Regions from separate parts of the Mus musculus genome. Here regions 1 and 3 are each linked to region 2. A link is a loop called in an ENCODE intact Hi-C map of the cell type or tissue named here. Cell type or tissue: heart. All regions are shown on one strand.

What was found. Hi-C counts contacts between places; a loop is a spot of excess contacts. Peaks named below come from ENCODE experiments on the same cell type or tissue, not always from the same donor. Only the 100,000 strongest peaks of a DNase experiment are listed, where the experiment ranks them.
Region 1: it touches region 2 in a loop (2.0-fold over the local background); 3 of 42 quality-filtered maps call a loop at or near these places.
Region 3: a loop joins it to region 2, with 6 times the contacts of the local background. A loop is called at or near these places in 17 of 42 quality-filtered maps.

Annotation. Positions count from the first base shown.
Region 1 is chr4:151,782,346-151,790,345 of GRCm38, reverse strand. All of the region lies in intron 3 of Camta1 (calmodulin binding transcription activator 1), which reads left to right. Among named protein-coding and RNA genes, the nearest start is that of Gm52710, 50 kb to the right of the region's middle. In heart, no CTCF peak of the experiment used is centred here; a DNase peak (open chromatin) is centred at 3,215; H3K27ac peaks cover 2,098 bases.
Region 2 is chr4:151,915,953-151,923,952 of GRCm38, reverse strand. No RefSeq gene overlaps it. Among named protein-coding and RNA genes, the nearest start is that of Dnajc11, 14 kb to the left of the region's middle. In heart, a CTCF peak has its summit at 3,473 (motif pointing right); no DNase peak of the experiment used is centred here; H3K4me3 peaks cover 736 bases; H3K27ac peaks cover 761 bases.
Region 3 is chr4:151,858,854-151,866,853 of GRCm38, reverse strand. It overlaps Camta1 (calmodulin binding transcription activator 1), which reads left to right and starts at 5,086. Exons shown (of 24, transcript NM_001081557.3): 1 at 5,086-5,229. The coding sequence starts at 5,185. The region is part of intron 2 of Gm42357 (a long non-coding RNA gene); the gene reads right to left. It overlaps 9230110K08Rik (a long non-coding RNA gene), which reads right to left and starts at 5,110. Exons shown (of 2, transcript XR_390981.3): 1 at 3,997-5,110; 2 at 3,543-3,690. In heart, a CTCF peak has its summit at 5,737; DNase peaks (open chromatin) are centred at 4,293, 4,863, 5,923 and 6,253; H3K4me3 peaks cover 4,035 bases; H3K27ac peaks cover 3,710 bases.

The sequences.
Region 1 (8,000 bases), 130 kb after region 2:
ATTCCTGAGTTTTTGCCTCTTTAATGGGGTGACAGTGATAGCACGCACTCACAGGATCATGGTGAGTTCTAGCAGCCGGAGTGTGTGAGGTCTGTAGGGCAGTGCTAAGGGCAGATGTTCATGCTGTGGGCCCCAGCCCTCACCCCACCCCTCATCAGTCCCAACAGAAGACCCACAGACATGGTGAGTAAGGACAGAGGCAAGCTCAGGGCAGAGCTACTCCACTTCCTCATCTCTCAGAGTCCCGCTACCAGGAGCGGCCTCACCTACTACTGTTACTTTTTTTAAAGGTTCTTTTATTTACCTATTTTGGACTTTGAAGATTAAAGACGAGTAAAGAGGCAATCACTGTTTGCCTGGTTAGCTGCACTTGCCCTTCACTCTCCCTTGGTAAGCCCTGCAGCCAGCATATTGGGAGTCAGGGTGTTGAGCAGCCCAGTGTTTTTCTCAACTGCATATGTCTTCAGTGTCCTCTTAAGTCAAGGGATGTGACCTGCCTGCCACCATGTGTAAGAATCTGTATCACATGTTCTTCCCAGTACTGTCTACACATTTTAATCGTCAGATTTACCCAGGAGGTAGGCGGCCTGCAGGACTGTGCTGGTGCTCAGGTAGGTCTCCACACTCCCAGGCTTATGGCCCTGGTGCTCCAGAGCTGCCACTCGGGAGCAGCTGTCACTGACACTTGCTGCCTTGCACAGGACAGCTTTGCTATTTTGGCTGCAGGGCCTCAGCTGGGTTCATCTCTCCCCTCAGTCATCAGACAGTAACAGAACTGCCCTAAGCTTAGTAAGGCTTCACTGGAAACAGTGGCTTCTTTAATCCTGGCTGTGTGCTGAAGAGTCCCTTGCATAATTGGTTAAAACTTGGATAAATGGTCTACCCTTGTTCTGATCCTTTCCTAGCTGGGAACTACTGATCAGAAATCCTGGACGTTTACTTTATAAAGAAAGAGAAAAGCAGGTAAATGATGTGCACACATGGAAATGTGTCTGTCTGGAATATCTGGGCCAGTGCTGTTCCTTCCAGAGCAGATTACACTGAAAACTAAAATGGCTCTCTCTGCTGGTTTAGATGTTCAACCAACACTAGCCAGTGCCTGGAGCCTCTGCCATTGCTCTGCGAAATAGCCCTGAGTGAGAAGCCATCAGAGAAGCCAGCATTGTGCTTACGTTCTGAGGTTCCTGAGTAGAGGTCTCTGGTTCCATTTCGGTTGCTATGATATAAAACCAAAAAACTTACAGAAATCATCTTAGGGGGAAAAGTGTTTATTTTAGCTTAAAACTTGCAGCTGTAGTCCAGCACTGTGGGGAAGTCCTAGCAGAGCTTGAGCCAGCTGGTCACATCAGGTCACATCAGGTCCTCACTAGAGCTTCGAGCAGCACACCCTGAACCTAGTGCTAAGCCGGCGCTGGTACTTAAGAGTCAGGGACTGAGCTACCCGCTTGCAGGCTGGGTCTTTCATATTAATTAAGGTATCAAGACAGTCCCTGACCAGTGTACTCACAAGACAACCCGGTCTAGAGAGTTCCTCGTCAAGACCATCCTCCTAAGTGCTAGGCTGTATTAAACAACTAGAACTAAGCACCAAGGGCCATTCTTGTTTCCTCGTTCTGCCACCTTTCTTTTCTCTCATGTCTTCAACATTTAATTTTCCTTTCTCCTTTCTTCCTCCATAGCTCTGCACTGTCTCCCCCGACCCCCCAGTAAATCCCTGATGTTTACAGTGTATCTATCATCACAGTGTAATATATTTACAAATCCTCCAAGGGGGTCCCAGCACATAGTAGATGTTCCAGTGGGCTTTTAAAAGTATGTTTTGGTATTTTTTTTAAAGGAGTAGGTACCACCCTTCATTAGTCTGAGTATCCTTAGGCTGTGTTTACGGTCATCTATCCTGATTTCGTTCATCTTGAGGACTTTGGTAATTTGCCACATGGCTTTATTCAGTAGGCTGAGAAACACCATGCTTTAAGTCACCAACCAGTGTCACTTAGGCACTAGGATAAGCTGGTGTTGTTTTGGCGGCTTCTTACCTTGGGCTTCTGTATAGCTGCTGTGTAAGCTTTTAAACTGCAAGGAAGCTGATCACCCCTTGATGCTGGTGATGAGGAGTCTGCTGTGGAGAGGGAAAGGCCTTCACACCCACTGCCTCTTCTGCTGCCCCACCAGTCCTGTTAGGGTGGAGCAGCAAACATGGCAGCACCGAAGCTAGCCATTAACTGCCTGCCTCCAGCAGAGTTGGTAGAGTCGTCAGAGTAATTAATCTTCTGCTTTCCCTCCACAAGAGCGAGTGACTTAAGGTTAGGGTGGTTCTGAGGGAAGCAGAGGCCTCGGGCTGGAGTGTGGTGGCTCTGTGCGAGTCTCTAGAGCTGAGTATTTGGCCTAGGTGCCACCTGGTGACCTTGGCGGCCCTCCTGATGACCTTTGCCCTTGTGGCTGTGGGAAGTGCTCTGTGTCATTCCCCATGAAATTCTGCCTAAGCTGAAGGGTGTTGATAAAGAAGATGGCGTCAGACTTAGGGGGATGTCATGGAAACAGCAGCATCTTGTAGTTCTCATCCCCAGTTACTGACTCCACCAGAAGATGATGGCCATAGTCCTGTGGGAGTGGCTGACCCCTTACTTCCAGTCCTCTTCTGTCTCCTGTGCAGATTCTGTTTCTTATTCCTTCATCTTTCTAGAGATGGTGCCAAGAGGACAGGTCGAGGAACAGGTGAAATTCCTGGCCCAAGTCTTGTCTCTGGGTCTCGCCTGCTGGGCTCCGGCTCCCCTTAGGCCTCTGGCACACGTTCCTGCACATAGTAGACACTCAGCGAATACAAGCTCTTCATTTCTCATTAGTGCAGGTAATTAAGAGCAGGAGCTGATAGACTACACATATCTGTGCAGAGATATATCTGTAATTAAAGTTTTAATTAAAGAAATACCAGGCCAGGCAGATGGTTCTTATCCCCACATCCTGTAAACCTAAGAGCTGTGTCGTCTCGATCCTGCAGACAAAGGCAAGAGCAGCAGCCTCCATGGTGGTACCAGAGGGGAGAGGGAGTCTCACTAGCTGGCCGTAATCTAATTTTGGTAGCACTCTATGTGATGACACTTCTGGGGGTAATCATTGCAGTCTGATATGGAAAGACAATACATCACAGGGACGTCCTGACCAGAGCTTTTAAGCCTCCAGTCAAGGGCATTACCGCAGCCAGCTGGTGGATCACAAGGCATGTGGTCTGTGCCGGGTTACAAAAGCTGACAGAGGGTTATTTAGGATCATCAGCTAAATACAGTGCTAAAGTAGAGCAGCGGCGTCCTGGTGCTTTAGGTGCTGCCGCGGTAGAGCAGTGCAGAGTTGAGATGTGACTTACGCTGCCTGCCACACAGCAGGCCTCTGCTATGTCACTGTGACCTTAATGGTTAATCAAGTATAGAATTTAACACACACAACAACCACAACGGCTAACAGAAAAGATCTGTCTAGATCTTACTACTATTCAAGACCTCCCAGTGACCTCCATCTGCTCCCATGACCATCACAAGAAGCCAGAGCCGTACAGGGAAGTCCTGTGTAGGGTGCACGGCATCTTACTGTGACCTCTTGGGCCTCTGCTGCTAGGTTTCATGTACTCAGTCTGGCACGGGGCTGAAGGCATCATTGCAGGTGTGGCAGTTCTGTACAGCACTGCTCCACTCATGCCTCATTTGCTGCTGTGCAGCACCAGTCCTGAAGACTTGTACTTCACAGGCTTAGCTCAGAGCTTAGAAGCCTTGTCCTACCTTTGCTGAGCACTGGGTCACTCCCCCTCTGCCATCCCTTCTGTATGGCTTCCCCCAGAAAGAGCCATATGTAGTGTATTATTTATCTCAGGATGGTAAAACTTGATTTGACTTAACTTGTCAATACCATCTATAAACAACTGTCAGTTAGCCTGGGAGAAATACAATGTGTGTAGATGTAAGACAGGCTGGACCCACAGGACCTGGGGTATCCTTTGAACACAGTGTTTTTGTCTCGGAGCTGGTGGGAAATTCATCTGCCTCTGCTTGGGAGACTTCAGTATTTGGTGAGTTGTTCTGTGGTGTTTGTTCAGATCATGGTAGTATCCAGAAATGTCACATGACCTTTGTAGGGCAGTGCTGGTGATTTCAGTCAGCTTTGTACATTTGTGAATTTGAACCTGGCAGACTGAACAAAAAATTTTTTTTTAAGATTTATTTTATATATATGAATACACTGCAGCTGTCTTCAGACACACCAGAAGAGGGCATCAGGTCCCATCACAGATGGTTTTGAGCCACCATGTGGTTGCTGGGAATTGAACTCAAGACCTCTAGAAGAGTGGTCAGTGCTCTTAACCACTGAGCCATCTTACCACTCTCAATTTTTTTTTTTAAACTTTGGAGCACATAGTTTACGATTATAGAGGCCTCAAGTTTGTAAAGTTAACTTTTGCTACTTGGAAAGTAGTGCATGTGTCTTGCTTCAAGGTAGCAAAGACACTCATTTCTTCAGTGAGGGACAGCATCTACAAAACTACCCACAATTGTGTTCTTTTTGCTTTTTGCTTTTTTTTTTAAGGTAATGGATAAAATCTCGCTCCTTGATTCAAGCTGATGTTCTATTTGTACCCATGTCCTGCCTTAGCCTCCTGAGTGCTAGAGTTACAGGCATGAGCCAGGTCCCAAGCTCAAGAGTAGCCTTTTCTTTCTGCCACAGATTGGGAGAACGCTTTTGCACCCTCCTGACCCTTCTGCCCAACTGCAGGGCAGGGCAGGGTCGATGTACAGTATACAGCCAACAAGCTCAAATGGCGTTCCCATTTTTAAATAGGGTGAAGAACATGAGTGATACTCTTCCACATTACAATTCCGGTTTACTTGTAGTCCTGTTGGGAGAGAGCCCCGCTACCTCATGCATCTATCTCAGCCACCCAGTGACCAGCAGGACAGCTCTCACTAAGGAAGGGCTGTCGGGCACTGTGTTTGAGCTGTGTAGCCCAGCCCAGCAGACCATGTAGCTGCCTCAGGTACTTTTTAGAAAGCTTGCCTACTCATTGACTTAAAGAGACTGGAAGCAGGCAGCCCAGTAAGGGAAGAGCTGAAAGTGGCTTAGGCATAGTCAGGAGTAACTGGGTATTAGGAGCTCCTCTGTGAGAGCTGAAAAATGGCATCCTCTTGGAGCTGTGATGTGTGTGTTGAATTGGACTCAGAGAAACTGTAAGCATGCAGTTCTTTCAACTGGGAAGACTGTGGGAATAGGGTGAAGAAGAGGGACAGGGAGGGTGCCTGAGGTGTGATTTGGACAAATGAGCTTTAAAGTTGTCTGCTGTAGGTGTTAGAGGCATGTTCGGCTCAGGGGAGAGGCCTCACTCGGCCAGAGCCAGACAGTGGAGTAGCATTAGCATTACTCGAGTGCCTGGAAGTGATAAGGCTGTAGAGTGGGGAGTCCTACAGGGAGGAACCATGGATGGACAGGTCTGAGCATGGACTCCTGAGCCAGCGGTGTCAAGGAGGAGGGAGAGCGAAGAAACAAGCAGAGAAGGTATACAAGAAGGCCTTAGAAACAGTATGGTCATCTGTCAGGTTCTGCTCAGGTCTAAAATGGATGGCGGCAGTGCAGGTTATGGCTGGTTCAGAGCTGTCGGGAAAACCCAGTACCAGCAGCTTCAGATGGAAGTAAGGGTAGAAAGCTGAGCATTAGTTTTGGGTTCTGTTTTCAGGAGCTAAGTGCAGGCCCGGCCAGGACTGGAGTATACGTGAATTAACCTGAGATGAGGCTGCTGTGAGTTGTGTTCAGTGGGGGAGCTGAGTGTTCCACACATGCTGAGGACTGAAGAGGAAGGAGCAGGCAGAGGCAGGAAGCGCTGGAGTTCCTTGGCACTCAGAGTGGTACTTGAAGCTGGACCTATGGAGGGGTAACTGTGCTCATACATAGACCTCAGGCAGACTGTCTACCAGCAGTGTCAAGGGAGCTGCTGTAAAGAAGTCAGGATGAAATGAGCTTTAGTAGACTGCACTACCTTCCACCCTGTATGTGTGATGTCTCTGAATGGGTGTTTTAGGGGCCCTGCTTTAAGCTTCTGCTGTGGGGTGAGTCTGTACATCCATGTGATCTGAGGGCTAGTCTTCCCCACTGAAATTCTGGGCTCAGAATTTCTCGTAGTAACACCAGAAACAGAGGCCATCATTTCTGAAGGCTCTTCCTTACATGGTGGCTTTCTGGTGCCCTCTGTCTGCTTTTATTCTGGCAAGGCCTTCCTGGAGCAGCTAATAAAGGTGTTGCCCTTGTGAGTGTTTCCCACAGTTCTCCCAAGGGGAGAGGAGCCTTTGGAGTCTTGTCTTTATTTCCATGTATCTTTAGATGCCGATCTTTATTTTGGCATAATCCTCAAATCCCTCAAATTCAGTTAGTAATACTTAGCTCAACAGTCTTGAAGGTGCTTGAATCCCCACAGAAGCCGGCGTTTGAGCAGCTTCAGGGCATTTCTGTGCGGTGCAGACAGTGTACACTGTCTTTGTCCTTTCTGTTCCTCTTGACAAGGCCCAGGTCAGCTTTCTGCCACAAAGCTTAACCACTAGATAGTTTATATCTGCATGGGCACAAATTAGTGTATTTGTATATTTGTGTTGCTTTGACCCACACTGAGTCTTTGAAGATTAATAAAAATCGATTCAGCCTTGAATCTTTTAGTCTTAAAAGCTTGGAAAAGGTGAGAGTATGCAGGTTCGCCCTGGCTCACTCTATTGCTGCTTTTCATGGCAGCTGTGATGCAGACTTAGTCTGAGGCCACTCCTTATCAACCATGAGGTTACCTTAGACTCCCTTTTGTTTTTTTCTCTACAATATTAAGATTAACTAGGAATCCCTTTCAAGATCTTCTGAGCACAGTATTTAGGAAGAGCCCATTTTGAGCCCTGTATGTTATATGGTCTTTAGTAGCAACTTGTGTGAAAAGAGAGGGAGGGATACACAGGTCTGCAGGCTGTCAAGGCCTGTGCTCCAGTGTTGGTGGAGAACTGTAGGTTTCCAAGTGTATTCTTGCATTTTTTTTTTTAAAAGCTCAAGCATGTTTTGGAAATAATGAAACTTCACTCCTTCACTCCTACATCAGCGCTCTCAGACTCTCTTTCCCCTAGGGAGAGAGTGAGGGAGGGATGGGAGCACCAGGAGCCAGTTGGAGACATGGTAGGAGACAGCACTGATGGTGGCCTCACTGCAGCTTGTTCAGGTCCTTCCTCACCACCAAGACGGTTTTGCTTAGAGACTCACCTCTTCATGCGTAAACCTTGAAGAGAAGTACACCTCAGCGGCCCCGCAGAGGACGGGCTGCCTTCTCTGTCACTTGTAAGTCAGGCTTTGAAAGGCAGTGTCAGCACAGTTACTTAAGTGGCATGCATGGAACTGTAGTCTTGGAAGTGAGGTCAGCTTGTCTAGACTGGGAAAGTGAGTGATCCTTGTTCAGTGTTTTTAATTTAGATCTGGGCTACTAGAGTGTTTAAAAACAACAACAACAAAGAAATTCGGGTATAACATTTAAACTTGTGATTTGTTTTTAAAAACTTGCTGGTGTTTGCTCTTCTTTACGCAGGTCCCTGCCCATCCCTTGTCTTCATCAGAGAGTTCATGTACACACCTGAGAACCAAACCCTGGCCCCTGACAGTGTGTCCCCACCCAGTGGCACCTTGCTTGCCTCTTGATCCCCCCACCCCCTTCTGTTCTGCTTTCTGTTAGCTGCACCGGCCCATCCCTCTCCTCCTCCTCCTCTTCCTCCTCCTCCTCTTCCTCCTCCTCTTCTTCCTCCTCCTCCTCTTCCTCCTCCTCCTCCTCTTCTTCCTCCTCCTCCTCTTTTTCCTCCTCCTCCTCTTCCTCCTCCTCTTCTGCAGGCCAGCTGGGATCCCCTTCTCATGAACCCTTTTCTCAGGCTCTGTTCAGTGCAGTTGACTCCAGTTTACTGTTCCTGCAGGTGTGGCCCCAGTATGATGGCCCGTACCACAGTGTATTGTCA
Region 2 (8,000 bases):
TATTTATTTATTTTCTGTGAGCACACTGTAGCTGTCTTCAGACACACCAGAAGAGGGCACCAGATCTCATTACAGTTGATTGAGAGCCACCATGTGGTTGCTGGGAATTGAACTCAGGACATCTGGAAGAGCAGTCAGTGCTGAGCCATCTCTCCAGTCCAGTTTCATTTATTTTTATTTCACGTGTTATAGGTGCTTTGCCTACATGCTTGTCTGCACATCATGTTGGTGCAGTGGTCATGGAGACTAGCAGAGGCCAATAGATCCTCTGAAGTGCCTAACAATTGTTAGCTGCCTTGTGGGTGCTTAGAATAAAACCAGAGTCCTCAGGAAGAGCAAAATGAGCTCTTAGCTGCTGAGCCATCTCTCCAGACTCTGCCTTGTTATCTTGAGACACGGGTTCCTGGGGTTGGAGAGATAGCTCAGAAGTTAAGAGCACTGGCTTCTCTTCCAGAAGACCTGGGTTCAATTCCTGGCACCCCCCTGACAGCTCGCAACTGTCTATAGCTGCAGTTCTAGGAGATCCCTCACCTTCTTCTGGCCCCTATGGGTACCAGGCATGCAGGTGATACACCCAAACACAGAAAATAAATAAAACAAAAATAAAGATAGGGACTAGGGAGATGCTTACTGGGTGGTGTTTGCTACTCAAGCACGAGCACCTAGGTTTGGGTTTCTGGCGTCCTTGTGAAATTCAGGTGTGGTGTGCACCATTGTGACCCCAGCGCTGAGAATACGCAGAAACAGGTGGCTTCCCGGTGATCAGCAAAGCCAAGCCAAGCCAGCGAGCTCTAGGCTTAGTGTCTCAGAAATCAGCGTGGGGAGGAATAGAGGAAGATGCCTGACAAGCACTTCTGCTTCTCCATGTACACGCATGGAGGACACACGGACAGACGGGCAGACAGAGAGAGGCAGGAGGAGGGAGGGAGGGAGATGGTCCTGGAGCTTGGACCTCTCGCCTCTGGGAGCTTTTGAATTCAGAGACTTCAAATTTCTGTCCTTAGCATCAGCTAGAAAGCCAAGCTACAAGCAGAAGTGCTGCTAGGAAGTCAGCAGTGGAATGTTCTAGAATTCCAAGTGTCACTGTTGTTCAGTGTGTACCTGCCCTGGTTCTCCCAGCTTGGGCTCTGCTTCAGGGAAGTGGCTTTGGTCCCTGTGACAGATGAAGATGTCTTTCCTAAGGAGGAGTGGGGTTTCATCCCCAGCTCTGCTGAGTCCGGCATCCTCCCCCCTCCCCCCACCGCCTTGGCGATGCTGAGTATCCCTGGTTTCTACTCACTCTGGTCTCCAGACACAGCACTCTCCTCTTGTGGCAAGGATGCACATGTCAGGTCTGGCAGAAGTCTCAGGAGGAGGTCCCTTCCAGGGCTAGTTATTTTTCCATTGCTGTGACACAATACAAAGAAATGTACTGAAGGGGCCGTTTTTTGGCTCACAGTTTCAAGGTACAGTCATCATGTCAGGGAAGGCACTGTGAGAGGCAGTTGGTCACACTGCAACTGCAGTGGGGAGGCAGCTGGTCACACTGCAGCTGCACACCAGCTGGTCACACTGCAGCTGCAGTGGGGAGGCAGCTGGTCACACCGCAGCTGCAGTGGGGAGGCAGCTGGTCACACCACAGCTGCAGTGGGGAGGCAGCTGGTCACACCGCAGCTTCGGTGGAAAGGCAGCTGATCATACCACAGCTACAGTGGGGAGGTAGCTGGTCACACCACAGCTGCAGTGGGGAGGCAGCTGGTCATACTGCAGCTGCACACCAGCTGGTCACACTGCAGCTGCAGTGGGGAGGCAGCTGGTCACACTGCAGCTGCAGTGGAGAGGCTGGAAGTGGAGAGAGATGCATGCTGGTGTTGAAAGTATAACGTAAAAACAAAATTCTAGGCCTTTAGGCCCTGGCTTGGAATGTGACCTCTGTAACTTAGTGCTCCAAGGTACGCTAATCATAAAACAGATATCGACATTCCTCCACCCACCCACTTCCTGGGTTCAAAGAGTGTTCATTCAAAGAATGTGCTATTGTTAGGGGCTCTTAGAAACTGTCTTGAGAGATAACCGGAACAATTACCAGATATTCCTTGTGACTCTTGTGACTTTGCACTTCCTTGGGACTCTTAACTGGTATCTTTGGTATTTTCCAACAACGCCCTCCCCACTTCCTTGAGTTATGGTTTATTCCTTTAAATACCCCCTTACCCAGTTACTTGGGGCGCCATGGTCCTCTACCCCTGCGTGTTGTATGACCGTGGGCCCGAGAGCGCTCTTGAATAAAAGTCCTCTTGCAGTTTGCAGCAAGACCGTTTCTTGTGAGTGATTTGGGGTGTCGCCTCTCCTGAGTCAGAACGTGGGGGAGTCCTCACGTTGTGGGTCTTTCAGTGTCCACCTTGCTTTCTCACTAAGAAAAGATTTCTTACTGGTGGTTGTGAACCACACGATATGGGTGTAAGAAACCAACCGGTCCTCTGAAGGAGCCGAGAGTGCTCTAACTTGGCCACCTCTCCACTCCTCTTCCCCTGCTTTATTCAGTACGGGGCAGAAGCGTATGCCAATTCCCACAATCAGGATGAGTCTTCCAACCTCAGTTAAATTAATCGATGTAACCCTCACAGATACTCCCAGAGGTTGGTTTCTGCAGAGATCCTAAGTCCCATCAAGTTGAAAATCAAAATTAGCTCTCACCATCCACATGCTCACCCCACTTTTAGTTAAGGGAGCTCTCATAGGCTAGGGATAATGAAGCTATCCACAAATTATAGGAACTTCTGTACCCATTTCTCCAATCAATATCTCCTACTATGGTGTGTGTGTGTGTCTCCTACTATGGGATGTGTGTATGTGTGTGTGTGCGTGTGTGTGTGTGTGTGTGTGTGTGTGTGTGTGTGGTGCTGGGACTGAACCCAGAGCCTTGGGTATGCTATAGCAGACACTCTACCACTGACCTGCATCCCCAACCCCAAAAGAAAAAGCCACATAAAGAATGTTTGCTACGTGTGTTATAACACCTGGGTTATGCTGCTTGATTAACGATCTCATTTAATCTTTTCAATAATTCTGATGTAATTGTGAATGGCCTTATTTTACACTTAAGCCAGCTAAGCTAGGAGAAGTGAGGTCCACGGGCATCGAGCAGAGGAGCAGGGACCCAGACTCGGGTTGTCCCTTTTCACCGCTGGCTTCCCAGATATGTGTTTATTCTCTTTTAGATTAATTTGTATGGTGGCGGTGACATTTCAGAGGACTTCTAGCTGCGCTTGATAACGTGGGCTTTATAATTCCTTGGGGTATGTGGTGTGAAAAGATGTTATCTATGATCCCCTAAGGCAGGGAATGGTACTATAAGTCCACTCAACAGCTCTGACTCCTAGATAACATCTCTGAGTTTGAGATAAGGACTTTGCACAGGGGAACGAAGCTGATTACTGGGCCAAACCCGGGCTTCCTAGTTGTGGAACTGCTTAAGTGTCCCTTCACCAGCAGAGGGCAGACTTGTGGGCCCTGAGAGCAGCACTGGGCAAAGAAAACTGCACGTGTAGGTTTAGTGTAGAGAGGGGGAAAGATTTGTGGGAAAAGGCACCTCTCTCAGATGCTTGTCCCGAGAGGGACCATTTGTAGGCTGTGTGGCGGCACTTGACAATCTTAGTCTGGAGAAAATTCACGTGGGGATGATGGCTCAGTTAAAACGCTCAAGCGGGAGGTGTGAGTTCAGATCCCCAGCACCCACGGAAGAAGCCCGGTGCTTTATCTGGTCTCAACACAGGGGAGCCAGAGGCAGGAGCATCCCTGAACCGTGCTGGCTAGCTGCATCAGCAAACTCCAGATTCAGTGAGAGGCACTGTCTCAAAACGTAACGTGGAGAGTGAGAAAGAAGGACGCATGCGCACTCTGCACACGGGTACACACACATTTCCCCTCTCTCCTCCCCCCTTCCCTCTAGCCTCCTTCCCTGCCTCCCCTTCCCTATCCTCCTCCCTCCCCCTCCTCATCCCCCTTCCCTCCCCAAATCCTCCCTCCCTCCTCCTTCTTCTCCCCTCCCCTCCACCAAACAGGAAGTTAAAGTTCCACCTGGCTTTGCTTTCCCGGTCCTAGTTTCTAGCATTAAGCTGATCAGGCTCACAGGACCTGGGCGAAAGTGCCGCAGGCCCTCTAGGTCGAAGGAACAGAGAGTGCTTCTTCTGTGGCAGTCAAGATACAAAGGTGTTTCCTTCCCTATTATTATCCTAACTGGTAGGTTTTCAGGGGCTCAGTGCCACAACTGCAAAGCCGCCATGTGCTCTGGGCACAGCGTGCTACACGAGGGCCCAGCGTGTTCCTGGAGGCGCAACGCTGAGTCCTGACGGCAGTGATGGATGTACTAACAGGTGGCTTGTCACCCTGGTCTTTATTTCACAGAGAAGGAAATTACCACCAGAACCCTTCGCCAAAACCCTGTCCAAGGCTGACAAGCTAATGAACTTACCCGAGGCCTCACATTTACCTGCGTCCCCACAGAAAGGGTCCCAGGAAGCGCCACCAAAGTGGGGGCTTCTCCAAGATGATTTAGCTTTCTCCTGCTGCCTGGTCCTTCTGCTGGCCCCCAGAACTAGATAGGGGCTTGGCAGGGTCATATCAATCATGCAAGCCTGGAGTACAGCCCCGCCCTTCTCTGTGGAGTATGGCGCTCTCAAAATCTCTTCTGAGCTGGAGTGGGAGAGCCTGGTAGGCGGCAGAGCATTTCCTCCTCCCCTCAATTCTTCGAACCTTCTCACTCCAAACCTGGCTGATTGTGTTGGAAGTATAAGCCGGTTGCTAAGCCAACGGCAGGGGTCATTTGGGGGGGTGGGTGTAGATCCAAGAATTCACAGATACATTTTCTCAAGGAAGGCCAGAGGGAGTCCTCACTCTGAGCTAGGCACGCGTCCAGAATCAGTCCACCAGGCCCACAAGGTTCTGGTGAATCGGCGAGCAAACAAAGAGGTCAAAGTTTGAGTGTTTAGAATCACGGCAGCAATGCTCACGCTTCCTTGCCATAACCGGGTCTTAGGTTTGTTTTTGTTTTTTTTTGAGACAGTGTTTCTCTGTGTAGCCCTGGCTGTCCTGGAACTAACTCTGTAGACCAGGCTGGCCTCGAACTCAGAGATCCACTTGCCTCTGCCTCCCAAGTGCTGGGAGTAAAGGCTTGCGCCATCACTGCCCGGCTACCAGGGACTTAGAATAATAGAAACTGGGGGCTGGAGAGATGGCTCAGCGGATAAGAGCACTGACTGCTCTTCCAAAGGTCCTGAGTTCAAATCCCAGCAACCACATGGTGGCTCACAACCATCCGTAACAAAATCTGATGCCCTCTTCTGGAGTGTCTGAAGACAGCTACAGTGTACTTACATAAATATATTTAAAAAAAAAAAAAGTAGGAGCTAGTTTTTTTTTTTTTTTTCTCTGAAATCAGCCAAAGCCTGGAGGCCTGGAGAGACACCCATGCAGACTTAGGTTGTAAACTACCAAAGCTGCCAGATAAAGTCCCCTGGAAGAAGACACAGTGGGTTGGATGGTGGCATTCCCAGGGTACATCTCAGGCCTGTCACCCCCAGGACTTGGGAGTGGGATTCTAATTTGGTAACGTTCCTGCAGATATCAGTAAGGAACTCAAGATTAGATTACCCTGGATTTAGGGGTGACCTTAAATCTAATGATAAGGGTTCTTGTAAGAAAAGGACTTTGAGGGTGTTGAGGTAGGTGGGTGGTTAAGAGCACTGACTGCTCTTCCAGAGGTCCTGAGTTCAAATCCCAGCCACCACATGGTGGCTCACAACCATCTGTAATGGGATCCAATGCCCTCTTCTGGTGTGTCTGAAGACAGAGACAGTGTACTCATATATATTAAATAAATAAATAAATAGTTTGAAAGTAAGAAAAAAAGAAAGAAAGGAAGGAAGGAAGGAAGGAAGGAAGGAAGAAAGAAAAGAAAGAGCAAAGAATTTGGGGGTGAAGGCTATTGGGAACCAGAGGCAGAGATAGGAGCAATGTGACCTGAAGCCAAGGACATTTGTCCCCAGAACCAGAAGGAGGCTAGGAAGAGTGTCTCTCAGAACCTTCTGAAGGGTCGTGGTCCCACTTGATACACAGACTTCGCACCTTATCCCAAGTGTGACCTCTGCCCTCCAGCCCACTGCTCCATGCGGAGAATCCTTTTCCTGTGACCAGAGGGAAAACTCTGTTGGCTTTAATCTTGAAGATAAAGCAGAAAGGTGCAGGCAGGTGCCACCCAGTTGTCCAGATCTTCAGAATTAAACCTAGGAGGAGTGAGTTGCACGGCCTGGTTGTGGGGGTTTTGTGTTTTTGTGTTTTTGTGTTTTTATTTTATTTTATTTTATTTTATTTTATTTTTAAATCAACCTGACACAGCCAGGGTCACCTAGGAAGAAGGAACCTGGTCGCCAGATGTTGCCTGAGCTCTGGACCACGAGCTGCCTGACCCTACCTACCCTTGCAGGTTGGCGGTGAGGTGGTGCAAAATCACCCTCAGAGACTCCGGCAAGCCCCTTTAATACCTCCACTTGCACCCCCATTGGTCCCAAGAAAGCACAGTTCCTGATTGGCTGGCATTGTCTGCACCAGCAATCCTGTGGTCTCTCAGGCAGTCCTCAATTGGGTCCTCCTGCAGGAGATGCTTTGTGGCTGTGCGCCTGCCCCCAACATTTACATAGAGTCCTCCCCGAAGAAGTTCCTGCTACAAACCTCAATTGAGAAAATGGCTCCATCAGATTGGCCTGTAAGCAAACTTGTGGGGGCATTTTCTTAATTTCTTTCCTTTTTTAATTATTTAATTATTTATTTTTTAGTTTTTTTTTTTTTTTTTTTTGAGACAGGGTTTCTCTGTGTAGCCCTGGCTGTTCAGGAACTCACTCTGTAGACCAGGCTGGCCTCAAACTCAGAGATTTGCCTGCCTCTGTCTCTTGAGTGCTGGGATTAAAAGTGTGATCACCCCCTCCTAGCTTGATTGCCTGATTGAGAGGGCACAGCCCACTTTGGGTGGCGTCATCCCTAGGCTGGTGGTTTTGGGTGCTATAATAAAGCAGGCTGAGCAATCTGTGAGAAGCAAGCCAATAAACAGCACACTGCCATGGCCTCTGTTTTGGTTTCCGACTCCCAGTTCCCGCTTGTATTTCTTCCTAGTCTTGTCTTGGTGATTGACTGTGATCGGGATGCGTAAGCCAAATAAACTCTTTCCTCCCCAAGCTGTTTCTGGCTGTGTTGTTTATCCCAGCAGTAAAAAAAAAAAAAAGCACCTAAGACATCAGCTCTGCTTAGGTCACAGCTTTGTCCTTGGTGATCTCTAGACTCCCATTGCCTTCCATAGCCCCCGGGTGTAGCTCCCAGAGTCCCCCCCCCCCCCCCCCCCGTCTTTCCTGCTGCCCACAGCTCATTTCAAAGCTAGCTTCCGTTGCTACTATTCCTTCCTCGCACTAGCCAGCATCCTCTTTTGTAGCATCATAACTGGTTTCCATGGATACAAAAGGCTGGGGTAGACCGGTGCCGATGTACGCGTAAACTTCAGAATGGAAAGAAGCGCTATTGATTTTGCCTGTTGCTGTGCCCCATTCATTGTGAGCACACCCCCCGCCTGGGGACTTTGGGATGGGTATCTTCGACTCCCTGGTCCCTAGCCATATGCCAACCTGCCTGGCTAATGAGTGGTGTTGCCCACCCCAATACCCCAGATCCCCAACTCCCTCCTGCTTCTGGCTTTCTCTCAGCTTTGGCATGTGCATGGAAATGTCAACAGGTAAGGGGAGATGTGCTGTAAATAAGCAGATGGTCCCCACAGGGTAGATGAGATGGGAATCCTAGCGGGCACGGTCACAGCCAGAGTTTTGACCAATCTAGATGTGTCATTTGCACATCAAAAGAGGAACGTGAGAGCCAGGCTGTTGCACAAGCACTCGAAACCCCTAGGGGACATCTGTTTTCTGTTGGTCATCTCCTGCTCAGGCTTCTGGTCACAACAGAGGCAGACTCTAGTCAGCTCT
Region 3 (8,000 bases), 57 kb after region 2:
CAAGGCCACGGTGGAAAGCTTTTACAGCCAGAGCTGTTGTTTAAATAACTTCACCTGCAACCCCATGGCTAGTGTTAATGCGCATTTCTGTGTTTTAATTGCTAAAAGGGAAAACGAAGCTGCCTGGAGTGGTCTGGAAGTCCTCGTTCTCTTTCAGTAAATACTGACCAAATGTAACAAGCTATTCATCTCAAAAATCCTAACTGGTGTCGGTTCCATCCATCAGCTCTCAGGCCACTTTCTTTACTTAAAATCCTTAAACTCCCCAGCATCCCAGTGCTGGAGAGAAGGTTAGGTCCGTAAAATGCTTGCTGAGTATATAAGGACCTGCTTTTGATACTCAGCTACTACAGACAAAAAGTAGAGCACTATGATGTCTGTCTTTAATCCTAGTGACAGAGACAAGAGGACTCTGGGGTGTGCTGCCCAGCCAATTTAGTTGAATTGGTGAGTGCCAGGTTTTATGAAAGACCCTGTCTCAAAAAATAAGGTAGGGGGCTGGTGAGATTGCTCAGTAAGTAGAGGTGCTTGCCATGAAGCCTGAAGACCAGAGTTCAGTCCTCAGGATCCTCGCAGTGGACGGAGAGAACTGACTTCCACAAGGTATTTATGTCTCACACAGAGACACATGCAGACAGATAGACAGACAGACAGACACTCACTGCACACACACACTGCACACACACAGACACATATCACACACTGCACACACGTACTGCACACACACACACACTGCATAGACGCACTGCACACGCACATACACACACACACACATACCACACACACAGACACACAGCACACACTGCACACACACACTGCATACACACTGCATAGATACACTGTACACACACAGACACATACCACACACACAAATACACTGCACACACACACACACACACACACACATACTGCACACACACACATTGTACACACACACTGCACACACACACTGTACACACACACTGCACACACACATATACTGTACACACAAACACACACACACAAAACACTGCACACACACACACTGCATAGACACACTGCACACACACACACACATACCACACACACAGACACACAGTACACACTGCACACACACACTGCACACACACTGCATAGATACACTGTACACACACAGACACATACCACACACACACATACACTGCACACACACAAACACACTGCACACACATACACTGTACACACACACTGCACACACACACACACACTGTACACACATACTGTATGCACGCACACACACACACACACACACACACACACATACACTGCACACACACACACACTGCACATCTCTTGGTTTCTCTCTCAAGCAACCCCCCAGCCCCCAGCCCAGCCTTTCTCCAGCTCAGGAATTCCTGAACACCTTGGTTTAATAATTTCTTTATATAGTTGAAATCACTGGGAACCCAGTGAGCTTTGGCTTATGTAAGTGTGCTTATGTTGAATTGGATGTTATTGTCTAAATTAAAACTAAGAAAATTTAAAAGTAACCAGTTCACTTCCAAAGAATAACAAGCTCATTACATATTAACACAAATCATGTTTTTAAATGAGATATAGTAACTATTTATCAAAAGAAAGCAAAGGATGACCTGGAAGGCAACACTGTTCTGTTTATAAGTTTGCAAGTTTTGTTACTCTCGAGCATGACAGGAGTTGGCTGCACTCTCCTTTCTGCACACAGTTGTTGTGAGGATGTGCTACGCGACTATTGCAGATCTGTACACGTGCGAGAGACCAACATGGTATGAGCATGGAAAAGCTTTGGGCCTTGTGGGTCCCCTGAAATAGCCTTAGAGACCCCGTGTCTTACGGACCTCTCTATTCTTCATTAAGGGCCTACTATAGTGCCTGGTCTATGGGTTTTGATGGTGATGGTGACACTCCAGAGGTTCATGTGACACTGCTTACTGCTTTCCATGTTTGCACAGTGCTCTCCCGGGCTCTTGTTAATGTTGTTAGCCTGTGAGCTCCTTGAAGATAGATGCTCTCTGCTCATGGGTATAGTCTCAGGAGTACATGCAGCATGTGTGTCCACAGCATGCGGAAGGTGCAGTTGTTATCGTCATCGTTATTTACAAGAGGGTCTCACTGTGTTGACAGGGAGGCCACGAGTCCTTGTGCTTAAGTGATCTTCTTGTACCAGGCTCCTGAGTATCTGATACTACAGGTGTGTGTGTGTGTGTGTGTGTGTGTGTGTGTGTGTGTGTGCAGGCTTGCTATTGGCTTAAACTTATTGAGTGGTTTGCTTGCATATGTGTATGTATACCTTGTGCCTAATGTCCTTTGAGGCCAGAAGAAGGTGCTGTATCCTCCCGAACTGGGGTTGTTGACAGGAAACACAATGTGGGTGCTGGGATTTGAGCTCAGGACATTTGGAAGAGCAGTCAGTGTTCTTAAACTGCTGAGCCATCTCTCTAGCTCAGGATTTTAACTTTAATTATAAATGCAATGTAACTGTATTGTGGCTATATTATAGAAAAATAGAGACAGTTAGGTAATAGTCTCAACCTCCTAGATGCCATTTCTTAAACACATTGCGCCAGTCTTTTATAAAATGAAGCACGCATGCTCACTCTGTCTGTGTGTTGCTCTCCTTTGAGATAAATTTGCTTTGTAACTGGAGGAGATCTTGACTGTCTCTGACCCTTCTGCCTCCGGCTCCGGAGTGTTGGCGTTAGCAGCCTGTGCCACCATGCTTGGTTCATACGGTGGGTGGGTGGGGGATGGGATGTAAAACTTCGCCCATGCTAGTCACAACACTCTCCAGACTGAGCCACATCCTTAGCTCTCAAATGCAGTATTCTGTACCGTCATTCTGTTATATTTGTAAATGAACACCAAAAACTTGAATATCTCCCGGGCCTCCAGCAATAAGTGATTGTCCACTTCTGACAATTTATCTGTTAAACAGCCAACATTAGCACTTTGGGACGTGTCCACTTAAAAAAATACGTTATTATTTTTTTAACTATGTGTATGAATGAGGGATGTACAGGTATATGTGGTATATATGAGGGATGAGCACGGGTGGTTTAGAGCCGGAGCCCCTGGCAGTTCTGAGCTGTCCAGTGTGGGTGCTGGGAACGGGGCTGGGGTCCCCTGGGAAAGCCGATTGAGCCTCTCACTGTGGAGCCACCTCCCCAGCCTTCAGCGTTCATTTCTTTGTTGTAACAAACACAGTGATTAGTGAAGAACACCGTCACACACTGAGCAACCCCACACCCAATTTGGAGTTATTTCCTTAGAACAGATTCTCAGAAGTAAGATTACTAGGTCAAAAGATGTAGATATTTTTACGGCTTTTAATACATACTGTGAAATTGCTTTTTGAAAGAGTTATTCTAACTTACAACGCCACCAGCGTTTCCAGAGGCAGGTTTCCGCTCCCAAATCGTCTACACTAGTGCTATTAAGAATGCTAATCGATAAAATACTGTACCCTGGTTGTTAAAAATTTCGCCTTTTTTTTTGAGGCTCATAAAATTAAAGTTTGTTGAAGAATGAGTATACAATACAAAACATTCTTTTGGGACATCTTTATTTTTGGAACAACCTAAGCAATTCTCAACGGTGACCATCATAAGAAGACCACACGTTGTTAGGATTGGCACAGACTGGCTTTGACGATCAATCCTAACGCCAAAACACTCGATCGACTTTTCAGTGTTTCTGCTAGTAGCAAACGGAGAGAGAGAGAAAAAAATGTTGAGGAATCAAACAGTGCAAGTTTACAGAGAGGATCTGGAGCTCAGCTGCTTTTCATTAAAGTGCATTCTCCTTCCTTCCCTCCCGCTTCCCTTCAGTGCACCTGCAGAATCCCTGCATGGTGTTTGCCCTCCCTCTTCTCCTTCCCTTTTATTTTTCTATGTGCGGAATTCCTGCACTCTGCCCTTCCCCTCCCTCTCTCCTTCCATCCTTTCCTCTATTTTCTGGCCACGTTCAGAGCCCCTGATTTCTCTCGAGAAGGCGCAGTACTTTGCAGCTCTTCTGGCCCGGGCTTGTGTCTGCAGGGCGTGCGAATCTCTCCGGTGTGGACCTACAGGCAGGAGAGCTGCGCGGAGCTGCGGCTGGAACCCGACCGAAGCGCCGGGAGCCCGGGAGGGATTGGCTAGGCTAGCCGAGGTCGAGCGTTCCGAGCCCTAGATCCGCGGCTGCAGCCTGGGACAGGCACCTATGACTCATCGGCTCCGCCGGTCACATGGGCAACGTGACCAAAATAAAGTTTCAGTATTTTAAGCCGCTAGAAAAGGGGACAGAGGAGCGCAAGGCAGGCGGGAGCGTAGGGTGGCCGCGGGGACGCTGCGCCGGCCGAGGGGGCGGGGCTGAGGCCAGGAAGGGGCGGGATTTGGCCGAGGGGCGTGGTCTGCCGGGAGGTGCGCCCCTCCCCCGTGTCGGGCAGCGACGCCCCGACTCTCGGCTAAACGGTTCGGGAACGCTGTGAACCGGCACGCCTCGGTGCCTTACGTATCCCTCCGGCAGGGCCGCCCCCCGCCAGCGCCGCAGGCTGCGGGATCCCGGAGATCCCAGCGTGTCCTCCGAAGACACCGGGACCCCCACGCGCCAGCAGCGGCTTCCCCGGGAACGTCCTTCAGCTCCCGGAGCACGCGGGAAAAGCCCCAGCACACCAATGAGCGAGCGCCTTCCTCATGACGGTCACGCTGGGGGGCGGGGCTTCCCACAGCCGTTCCCGAGTTCCGGGAACCCCCTTTGATTGGTCTGGACGGCTTGGGAAACACTGTAGTGACGTCCAATCAAAACACCACGTCTCGGCCTCGAGGAAATATTCCGTGTCAGCCTCATCCTGATTGGGCCATCCTTTCGACCTCTGTCCACTAGGAAGCTTTGTTTAGGTCTGGAGGGCGGGTTTTCCCGGGAGTGGGTGGGGAGGGGGCGTTGATTCCAGGCCAATCACTTTAGTCGGTGCGGTGGTGATCAGCCAATGGACAGGGTGGATAGGACGCTCCTCCCGGAGAGTAGTGAGACCCCTGGTGCGGTCCGATTGGTCGCGGGAGCCGTGACTGGCAGACGCACCAACCAGTGGGCGCTGTGCGTGGGCCGCGGGGCGGGGCCAGGGCGGGTGCGCGGCGGCGGCGGGGTGGCTGGGCCGGCGGCGGCGGCGGTACGAGGCGCGCGCTCGGGGTCCCGGTCGCGAGGAGGAGGAGGATGTGGCGCGCGGAGGGGAAATGGCTGCCGAAAACAAGCCGGAAGGTGAGAGCCGGAGCGTGAGGGCCCGGGGCTGTCAGGGTGGCGGCGACACGGCGAGCCCGGGGCCGCGCCGGACATCCCGGGCATCGGCGGCGCGGGGCGCGAGCGCGGGGGCGCGGCGGGCGCGGGGAGGGCGCCGGCGGGGTGGGGGGGGCGGAGCGCGGCCGAGTCCTGAGGTGACTCGCGGGCCGGCCGAGCGGGGCGCCCCGCACCCAGCCCCGGGGGCGGCAGGCCGGGGCGGGGGGCGCGCGGGGCGGGGGCCGGGCCCAGCGAGGAGGAGGAGAAGCCGCGACGCCTCCCGCACCCGGCCCGGGGCATCCCCGCCGTGTCGGTCGGGGTGTCAGGGGGCCGCGGGGCGGAAAGTTTCCCGGGCCGCGGGGGCTCGCGGGCACCGGTGCCGGCGGCCGTAGCGGCGTCAGGGCCGGACGTTCCCCTCCACAGCCCCCCTCGGGCCGCGCGGCGCCTCCTAGCGCCGGCGTGGGGGGTGTCCCCGCGCGGGTCCCCGCCAGGGGGCCCCCCTCGTGCCGAGCGCCCCTCGGCCGAGGCCCCGGGCGACCCCTCCCCCAGCAGGGCCGGGGTCCTCGCGCGGCCTCCCCGCCCCTCACAGCATGCTCTTCCACACTTGCCCTTGCACCCTCACTACCGGGAGGGTGGGGTCTCCACACTGCCATGCCCTTTACCTTCCGTGACCCCGATCCTCTCCGAGCACTGAGGGTTCCGTGTCAGCCTGTCCCCTTTTTGAGGGGACTCTCGTGGGGCCGCGGAGCCTCTGCACGCTGGGTTAATCTTTTTTTTTTTTTTTGGCCAGGACAAGGGGACTCGGGGCTACCCATGTTCTTCCTTCTTAGCTCACCCAGTGGCTTGTGGGGCCCTGTGCAGCTCTGAAGTCATTTCTAAATAGGCAGGCAGACACTTCTTCCAGATCTGTACTCTTTCCGTACACTTTCCTGGGTTAGGGTGAGCTCATTTCCTGAACACCCTTCGAGTTGCCCTCTTTCTTGTTGGGAAAACCGGACGCTCCAATGCTCCTCTCCCTAGCTGTCTGCCTCTCTCCTTGGAGTTCCCTGTCTGGGCCAGGGTGGGCGCCCCAGTAAGATGTAGGGCAGGCAGGACTTCCGATGTGCCTACCACTTGAGTGTAAGGGACCTCAGTACTTGTTTCTTGCAGGAAAAGAAGGATCTATTGCTTCCCGTTCACTCTTGGATCTTAGGGGGCACCCTTCACCAGTTAACACTATCCCACTGGGAAAAGGGTCCAGTGCCCTTGAATTTGGTGTTCTGATTCCTGTCTTCTGAGCAGAAAGAACCAGACTTTATGCATCCCACTCTCAAGAAGTCTTTGAATCTTTCTTGGAAATAAACTTCCCAATTCTTCTTTTTTTTTTTTTTTTCTGAGAGAACTCAGACCCTCCTTATGGCTCCTGTTTCCCAGTCAGCCATATTTAGTGAGCCTGTTACCTTGACTTTCTCTAATTTTCTCAAATTGTATTCATGTTGGCTGGGTAAGGAGAAGCCATATGCCTTTCTATCCAGAATAGGGAGTGTAGACACCCTTGTCGCCCACATGCCATTTGAGAAGAGGTAGCTTGTGTGCTCCTTGTTGTACCAGAATCTTCCTTTGGCCCTGGTATGTCTCTAGTGGGATCAAAACATTTCTTTGGATCTTGCACCTTTCAAGCAAAGGGGCAATTTCTCTACTTTTTGCTGTTCTGGTTCTCTTTGACATCACGGAAATTGGGTGCTCGACACAGTTGTTGACACACACAGACCACTTTGTGCATATGTGCAATAGCATTCTATACATACCCAGAAGAAGTTAGAAGGGTCAGGTGGCAGCTCTATGGTCAGAGTGGGTGGAGTGTTAATTTGCCAGAATGTGTGTATCTGTACATACCTACCCATGTATGTTATTGGTGGCTTCAGGATTAGAAGAAGCCAAGGTGTCGTTGATAAAAGCAATGTCACACTACTCCTTCATTTGTCATTTGTATTGTACTGAATAAGCAGAAAGGCACTTCTCCCATGTGTGGAGTGCTTGCTGATGAATGCCCAGACTTTTCCATTTGGAATCTAGGGACAGTATTCTCAGCTTGATTCTGTGGGGAGTGAAAGTTCTTATCTTGATTTTTTTTTCCCCCTGCAGTGTAGGAGAAAGCGATTTCCTGTGTTTTGGGGAAATGATAGGAAATGGAGAAGCGGCTGCCTCTCCCTGATAGAACTGGGAGCTAACTGACGGCTTCAAGTACATCCCTGTTGTATTTCAGCCAGTGAAGTGAGAGACGCTAAGAAATTAGAAGAAGGTGCCTTCGGAAAAGTGCTTGCCGCTGCTTCCCGGGAAGGTGGCAGGGTTTCCAGGTTCTTTCTCTGGGGCCCACAGCCCTGCCTCTGCTCAGGTGCTCACCTCCCTGTCTCGTGCTCTCGCTCAGCAGTGTCATCTTACTTTTTGACAGACTTCGTGTAGAGCCTCACCTTCCAGCTGTGTGTTGTGTGTTCTTGTTTCTGTTCTCTTGAAGTTCTTTTCCTAACAAGGGAGCCCTCCACCTTGCTTTCCCAAGTAAGGAGGTGTCTCAGGTGGCTCTGGCTTTGCTTTTCAGCATGGTACTCGCTGCCAGAAAGGAAAGCTCTTGCTCTGATTTTCCTGTGTGTCTCCCATTTTTAGGCTGTTTTAAATCTTGTGTCTGTTGTCAGCCTAAAGGAGTTGATTGTTTCTAGGGTGCTAGTGAGCCTTGGAAAAATGAAGAGTTGATTACCTGCTGTGTATGTTCCTGTAGGCCT